Regions from separate parts of the Homo sapiens genome. Here all the other regions are linked to region 1. A link is a loop called in an ENCODE intact Hi-C map of the cell type or tissue named here. Cell type or tissue: chondrocyte. All regions are shown on one strand.

Evidence for each region. A loop is a pair of places that touch in the nucleus more often than their neighbours do. Peaks named below come from ENCODE experiments on the same cell type or tissue, not always from the same donor. Only the 100,000 strongest peaks of a DNase experiment are listed, where the experiment ranks them.
Region 2: a loop joins it to region 1, with 2.2 times the contacts of the local background. A loop is called at or near these places in 5 of 110 quality-filtered maps.
Region 3: a loop joins it to region 1, with 2.4 times the contacts of the local background. A loop is called at or near these places in 4 of 110 quality-filtered maps.

What each region holds. Positions count from the first base shown.
Region 1 is chr16:11,135,876-11,138,375 of GRCh38, forward strand. The region is part of intron 22 of CLEC16A (C-type lectin domain containing 16A); the gene reads left to right. Among named protein-coding and RNA genes, the nearest start is that of SOCS1, 120 kb to the right of the region's middle. In chondrocyte, no CTCF peak of the experiment used is centred here; a DNase peak (open chromatin) is centred at 976.
Region 2 is chr16:11,355,671-11,358,170 of GRCh38, forward strand. The region is part of intron 1 of LOC105371082 (a long non-coding RNA gene); the gene reads left to right. Among named protein-coding and RNA genes, the nearest start is that of RMI2, 11 kb to the left of the region's middle. In chondrocyte, CTCF peaks have their summits at 1,203 (motif pointing left) and 1,413; DNase peaks (open chromatin) are centred at 1,235 and 2,421.
Region 3 is chr16:10,991,110-10,993,609 of GRCh38, forward strand. The region is part of intron 10 of CLEC16A (C-type lectin domain containing 16A); the gene reads left to right. Among named protein-coding and RNA genes, the nearest start is that of CLEC16A, 48 kb to the left of the region's middle. In chondrocyte, no CTCF peak of the experiment used is centred here; no DNase peak of the experiment used is centred here.

The DNA of each region.
Region 1 (2,500 bases):
AGGATAGAGCTCTCCAGCCTCATCCTCCAGCCTCCTAGTCAAGCACATCTAGTGCATAACAGAAAAGACTGGAAGACACCAAGAAAAGATCGAACTTACCAAATCTTCCCACCCCAGGGTGTCCATGATCAATCCCAGCATCCTTTTTTTCATTGTTTTTCCTGTTCATTCACAATGGGGTTTCTTTTCCCAGCAGCAGAGTATTTGCCCAGGTGAGAAGCAGCAGAATGAAAGCACCCAGCACAAGCCAAAGAGTATGGGCCCAAGTCCCAGCCTTCCACCTCCACGGGAAAATTGTTAGGTGGCCTTGACCCATTTGGTTCACCTTGTTGGATCTCAGTTTATTCATATAAGAAACAGGGATGATGCTCGACAATGTGAGTGGACTTAAGAACTGAACTGTACTCTTACTAATGGCTCAGATGGTAGATTCTGTTATGTGTACCACAACCGAAAAACAAAAAATGGGATACAAGTGTCACCTCATTAGGCTCTTGTGACATAAAATGAGTTCATTCACCTAAGTGCCCAGAACAATGCCTGACCCATATAAAACGTGCAGCAAAGGTTAACTGCTCTTGCCATTTTGTTGTTGTTGTTGTTGTTGTTGTTGTTAGTTAAGGGCTGAGCCTTGGGACCCCAGAAAATAGGTTCCTTTTCTACACATTAATCAATTAGCACGAACAAAATTACGAATGCAGTAGTCCTTCTGCTGTCAATTACAAAGACATGCTGCAGTGGCACAGAGTTGCTCTTTCACAAAGACTTTCCCTGGGCGTTGGTAAAACACCGGGGTGTAATAGAGCAGGCAGAATTTTCCTCCTCACACAGAAGAGATCCTGTAATCTGCCTGAGGCCCCACAGCTCTCAGAGGCTGAGCCAGGGCTGGAGAAGAGCACAAATTGGGCCTCCAGCCCAGCACACATCCTGTCCCCTGGGGTGCTGACTGCCATCATTGGCACTGCGCCCATCTGAGCCAGGCAGTCCCCCGGAGCCTCACAACAGCTCTGGGAAGCTAGTGTCATTCCTCAGTGCCCAGTGTTACCAGCTCACAAGTGGCCAGCCAGGGCTCCCTGGTTTCCACTCCGTGAACCGCCATGCCCTCCGTTCTGAAGCATATTCAGAGGCAGAACACCTGGAAATCAGGTGAGCTTTGGGAACCCCACATATTCTTGCTGTATTCTACTCCATCGTGTGAACCAAGAGTACAGAAGTCATCAGAGAGCATGACTTGCATCTGTGTCTCAAGTCTGTATCTAAAGGAAAAGTCCATAAAATCACCCAAGGAAACATCCTAAGCCTTTTCTGTTGGTGTTTTTTTTCTTTGCTTCTGAATCATTTGTTTTATCAACCGCAAGTTCTCATTAACAGACAAGTGATAGGAGATGCCAAGGTGTGAAGGCCCCTTTATGGCAGAAAACCGAGAAACGAAAAATTCCTAGCCCTTAATTCTGTATGTAAGTTGATAAAAGTCCATCTTGATTTGATTTTTGCCTTAAAATCTCTCTGACTAGCTCAAAGACAATCCCCTGGAACAAGGTTTGGGAACCACTTCCCAAGAATTAGAGTGCCTTTGGGATCCAAGAAAATGAAATGCCAGCTGGGCGTGGTGGCTCACACCTTTAATCCCAGCACTTTGGGAGGCCGAGGCGAGTGGATCACCTGAGGTCAGGAGTTCCAGACTAGCTGGGTGACAGAGCGAGACTCCATCTAAAAAAAAAAAAAAAAAAAAAAAAGTGAAATGCCAACATGGTGAAATCCCATCTCTACTAAAAATACAAAAAGTAGCCGGGCGTGGTGGTGTGTGCCTGTAGTCCCAGCTACTCAGGAGGCTGAGGCAGGAGAATTGCTTGGACCTGGCAGGTGGAGGTTGCAGTGAACCAAGGTCGCACCACTGCACTCCAGCCTGGGTAACAGAGCGAGACTCCCTCTCAAAAAAAAGGGAAATGCAAATAAGCAGTATTGCCGAGTGCACAGTTGGTGGGAAGGAGAGTTAGTTCGTGAGGACCCACTAAGAATGGGAAAAACCAACTGAATCAAAAGGCAGAGATGCAGCAATAATGGTGCCTCAGAGACAGGCAGAAGCCATTTGATTTTCCACGTGGCCGTTTCCTTCATGCTGCTGATGGCCTCTTCAAAGCACGGCAGCTCCTGGGGGCCAGGGTACGGGACCGCCTGGTGGAGAAGAATTGGGGTAGGGAAAGAATTGGCATTTTTTAAAGGAACTTTTACAATTCCAAGGAAGTGACATGACAAACATGTTGACGAGGGTCAGGAAAAGGAAGGTTGGCTGAGCAAGCGTTTACTAAGGCCCTTGATGAATCAAATAAACACTGCACAGGGCTTACAGAGAAGCCTGGGGTCAGGGGGAGGGACTGTGAGCAAGTCTTGCCAGCTAGTGGGCTCTGTGGTGCTTCTGGCTTGGCACATGCAAAGGTGTGGCTGCAGGGTAGGGATGAACAGAGAGCTGGGAAGCTCAGCAGGGCCCGATAGCAAAGCG
Region 2 (2,500 bases), 220 kb after region 1:
GTGGTACCGGGTAAGTTCTTGGGAATGGAATCCCAAGATCCACTCCTGAGAGTGGATCTTTGTAGACAGGCACATACGTTGTTCTGAAATCATCTGTTGCTATCTCTGTCCCTGTTGGAGGCGCTTCCAGTGACGTCGTGATTGTGTCCTACTTATCTCAGTATCCCTGCCCAGCATGGGGTCTTAGGTAACATACATGGGCAGTCGGTCAATGTTAGGACTGGCTGGGTTTTAGGCTAGAAGACAGAGGAAATATACAAGCAAAGGCACAGTGTCTTAAATTTACACTTGGCCCGCAGCAGTTTTCAGAAGAAAGGAGCCCCCTGCTTAGTAGCGCCTTTTGAATTGGGCCCCCTGTGTAGTTTATAGCAGGCCTGAGGGTGCTGGCTAGACTGTTGGGGAGTGCTCTTTAAGCACAGAGGAAAGATTTGGTAAAGACATAAAAGGGTGGAGGAAAAGGAGCGAGACAGCCGAGTCCAAAAAACGATTCATGTGGTTTGGGCAGAATCTGAAATGAGAGTCCTTTGAGATTGACTGAACGTCTCTTGATAAAGAAAGCAAGTTCAGCTGGGCGTGTTGGTTCATGCCTGAAATCCCAGCACTTTGGGAGGTTGAGGCGGGCAGATCACCTGGGGTCAGGAGTTCAAGACCAGCCTGGCCAACATGGTGAAACCCCATCTCTACTAAAAATACAAAAAATTAGCCGGGTGTGGTGATGTGTGTCTGTGGTCCCAGCTACTTGGGAGGCCGAGGCAGGAGAATCGCTTGAACCTGGGAGATGGAGGTTGCAGTGAGTAGAGATCGCGCCACTGCACTCCAGGCTGGGTGACAGAGAAAAACTCTGTCTCAATAAAATAAAATAAAATAAAAATAAAAGAATGCAAATTCAGCTAAGAGTTAAGTGCCAGGGCCTGTGCTGGAAGCCGTCTCATGAGTCGCTTCATTTTACTGTCCCAGTACGCCTGGGAGGTCTGTTTCCCATCCCCTTTCACAGCTGTGAAAACCGCAGCCACGGAGATGAAGTCCTTTTTCCAGGGGCATCTACCTGGCAGCCGAAGAGCCAGGTGGTGAACCAATAGGTGCCCCTTGTCGTTAAGGGCACTGTTGTTGTGGGTGGCCAGGACCAGGCCCTTCCCTAGGGCAGCTCTTCCCCAGGGCAGCTCTGGGAGCTGATGGTCTCTACACGGGCGCTGGCCCCCCCTGCTGGTCTATGCACAGAAAATGGGATGACAACCCGTCACCAGAAAACAAGGGCACAGAATGGAGCAAAGGAACAAAATGGGGCCATGAGAAACTTCACCCCTGTCTACCCAGGAGTTCTGCCCATTATGGCCAAGCCCAGGTGGGGGTGGGGAGAGTGCTGGATTTGGCAACCAGATGGGTTCTGAGGGGCTTGCAGTGGGGCCAGCCCCACTGTTCATTCAGTGGATGACCTTGGGTGGGTTATTTTCACTGCCCTTCTGATATCCATAGAGAAGGGATGACGTGGGGTCAGAGAGGTTAAATAATTCGTCTGCATGACTGTTAACTGGAATCTGGTGCTTCAAAGTTCACTTTAGTGGCCTTTCTGTCGCCAAGCACCTGCTGGGTTCCAGACTCTGGATACACGAGGTGAAGGAGACACGTGGCTGCCCCCTGTGTGCATGGTATCTTCTTGGACCTCCCATTCCTCCTTATCGTTCCTGTTTTAAGCCCGAGGAAGTCCTGTGCTTTTAAGAACTTGTGCGGTTAGATTGGGCTCACCTGGGTATCGAAGCTAATCTCCCCATCCCAATGCCCTGACTAATCCCATCTGCAAAGTCCCTTTTGCTACGTAAGGTGTATGATATTCAGAGGTTCTGGGGATTAGGGCGTGGACATCGTTGTGTGGGGAGGGACATTCTGCCTACTAGACCCCAAAGATGTGTGTTCATACCAAATACAAAATACATTCACCCTGCCCCAAGGTCTCATCCCATTATAACATCAACTGAAGAGTCCCAAATCTGCTCTCAATCTCGTCACCTAATCACCTCAATCTGGTGCTGCGGAGGCTTTGGGTATGACCCATCCTGAGCAGTTCGTCTCCCTCTGTGAACCTGGAACTCACTAAACCAGTTACCAGGCCCTAAAGTGCAGTGGGTGGCCACCTAGAGGAGCACAATCTAGTTCTGTCCCTGATCCAAGGGACCTGAGATGTAATATGGGCAAGAAAGAAAAGGAAGAAACAATGAGGCTGTACACCCAGAAATACCAAACTGCCTAGCCTCCCTTCCTCCTGCTCACACAGGACAGGGAAAGGAGTTTCTCCAAAGGGCCTGTCAGCACCGAATTCCACATCCTGTGAGCTTGGGAAGATGCCAAGCTACACGCTTTCCTCCAGCGGGTACTGCTCATTTTAGAAAGTGAGTCAGTCTGGGCGTGGTGGCTCACAGCCGTAGTCCCAGCACTTTGGGTGGCCGAGGCGGGTGGATCACCTGAAGCCAGGAATTTGTGACCAGCCTGGCCAACATGGCAAAAC
Region 3 (2,500 bases), 140 kb before region 1:
AAAGCAAATAGTAACATCAGGGCACGTTAGATGTGAGAAGCCCTGGGAAAACAGTAGTGAAGCAGAGGATGGACATGGGCAATGCTCGGAGGCTGGAGTGTTACAGTTCTCAGTAAGGTGGCTGGGGTTGGCCTTGTTGGGAAGGTGAGGTGGAAGCACAGACTCAAAGGAAGCAAGAGAGTGAGTCATGTTGGTATCTGGAGGAAGAGCATTTTGGTCATAAAGAACATCGTGAACCTGGGAGGCGGAGCTTGCAGTGAGCCGAGATCATGCCACTACACTCCAGCCTGGGCGACAGAGCAAGACTCCGTCTCAAAAAAAAAAAAAAAAAAAAAAAAGAACAGCCAGTGCAAAGGCCCTGCGGTGGGATGGTGCCTAGTGTGTTGGAGGAACAGCAAAGGGCAATGTGGCAAGGGGATGGGAAGTAGGAGATGAGGTTGGAGAGAACAAGTGTCCAAGGGACATGGCACCTATGTGCCATTGGAGGACTCAGGAGTTGCTGTGGAAGGAGACTGGAACCTCTTCGTCTTTGTGTCCCCATGTCTAGCATGGTTCCTGCAGTCAACGTTGATTGTCTTGATGTGACAAGTCTCGGTACGGGAATCAAACACATATCTCTAATGAGCGGTGGACATCCGGTCTTGGCCAGTGTCAGAGTCCTTGAAACTGGTTTTGCTGCGGGATGCTTTGCCTGATGGGAGCCTGAGGGCTGCACTTGAGCAAGAAGGGAGCATTTTGCTCACTTCTCAGAGACCCCTGCCCTTTCTGGGCATTCCAGCAGAGTTCACAAGAGTGGCTTGGTGGTGTGAGTCATTCGTTTCATGCCTGAGGGCAGTGCAGCTCTCATCCCTGGAGGTGATTAATGAGTGGGAGTTTCCCTAGAGAGTTCTGAGGCCAGTTGAGTAGCAGATCCTGGCTGGCCTGAAATTGATTGCCTGCTGACCACTTGCTGGGTTGCTTATAACCTGGCCCCAGGACAGCTTCCTGGTAGCCTCCAGATACGCACGGGGACAAATTTGTTAGTTTCATGGGCAAAGAGAAGAAAAAATACAATACCTTACTGTTAACCACAGTCACCCTTCTGTGCAATAGAACACCAGATCTCACTCCTCCTGTCTAATTGGAACTTTGTACCTGTTGACCACCCTCTCCCCATCTTCCCCATCCGCATCCCTGCATCCCCTCCCTGCCCAGTCTCCTGTAACCACTGTTCTCCTCTCTACTTCTATGAGATCAACTTTGTTTAGATTCCACAAGTGAGATCATGCTGGAAGACAGAGTTTTGAATGTTCTCACCACAAAGAAATGATAAATACATGAGGCGATGGATATGCTAAGTACCCTGATGTGATCATTACATGACGTACACATATATTAAAACATCAAATTGTACCCCATAACCATGTACAATTATAATGCATCCATTAAAAAATAAAAAAGAAAAAGATAACATTAAATGGTTTTATTCACTCAAATAATATTGTGCTGGGTGACACTTGAGTTCTGGGTGGGTCATTTTCTGACATGAGCAGAATGTGCTCCATCTGTGAGGCAGAGGCTGGCTGCCATACTTACCCTTGTGCACTCCCTGCCTCGAGTAATTGTTGAGCCCCTACAAGTTGCAGGCAGGTGCTGTGAATGAACAAGACATCTGTCCCTTCCCTGATGATCTATTTGTGGGGGATAGACAGTAAGCCAGCTCATCCTCACAAATTTAAGATTTGGATATGGGAAGGAAATAGAAGCAACTTTGGGAGGTATGATGAGGGAAGCCCTCTAAGGAGGGAGCCTAATATTGAGAACTGAGGTCAGGGAGCTAGGCCTGCTGAGAGTTGAGGGGTTGGGTCGGGGGGCGTGGCCAAAACATGAGAAATGGTGAGTCAGAGGCCTCTGTGGGAAGGAGTTGGGTGTATATGGGATCAGGAGAGAGGCCAGCATTCAAGAAATATCCTGGGTTGGTGGAAGAGAGGGACGGTTTTCGTTTTATAGAAGATGAACCTGGCTGGGCTTGGTGGTTCATGCCTGTAATCCCACCACTTTGGGAGGCCGGTGTGGGCAGATCACTTGAGGCCAGCCTAGACAACATGGTAAGACCCTGTCTCTTCAAAAAAATACAAAAATTAACCGGGCGTGATGATGCGTACCTGTGATTCCAGCTACTCAGGAGGCTGAGGTGGGACCATCTCTTGAGCCTGGGAGGCGGAGGTTGCAGTGAGCCATGATCACACCACTGCACTCCAGCCTGGGCAATAGAGTGAGACTGTCTAAAAAAGAAAGAAAAGAAGTCAAGCTTACTTGTTTGTCTCATTGAACATCTCATTTCACGCTCATAATGAAAGAGAGCGAGGTGGTGTTATTGTCACACGCTCCCCATAAGGAAGCCAAGGTTCCGTGATTGTTCCTTTGGGATTGCAGGTGACTAGCCCCAAATCTCACACTGTTTCTATTCCAAGTCTTTTTATCACCACTTGCAATTATGTTTTCCAGTTTGGCATGAGAT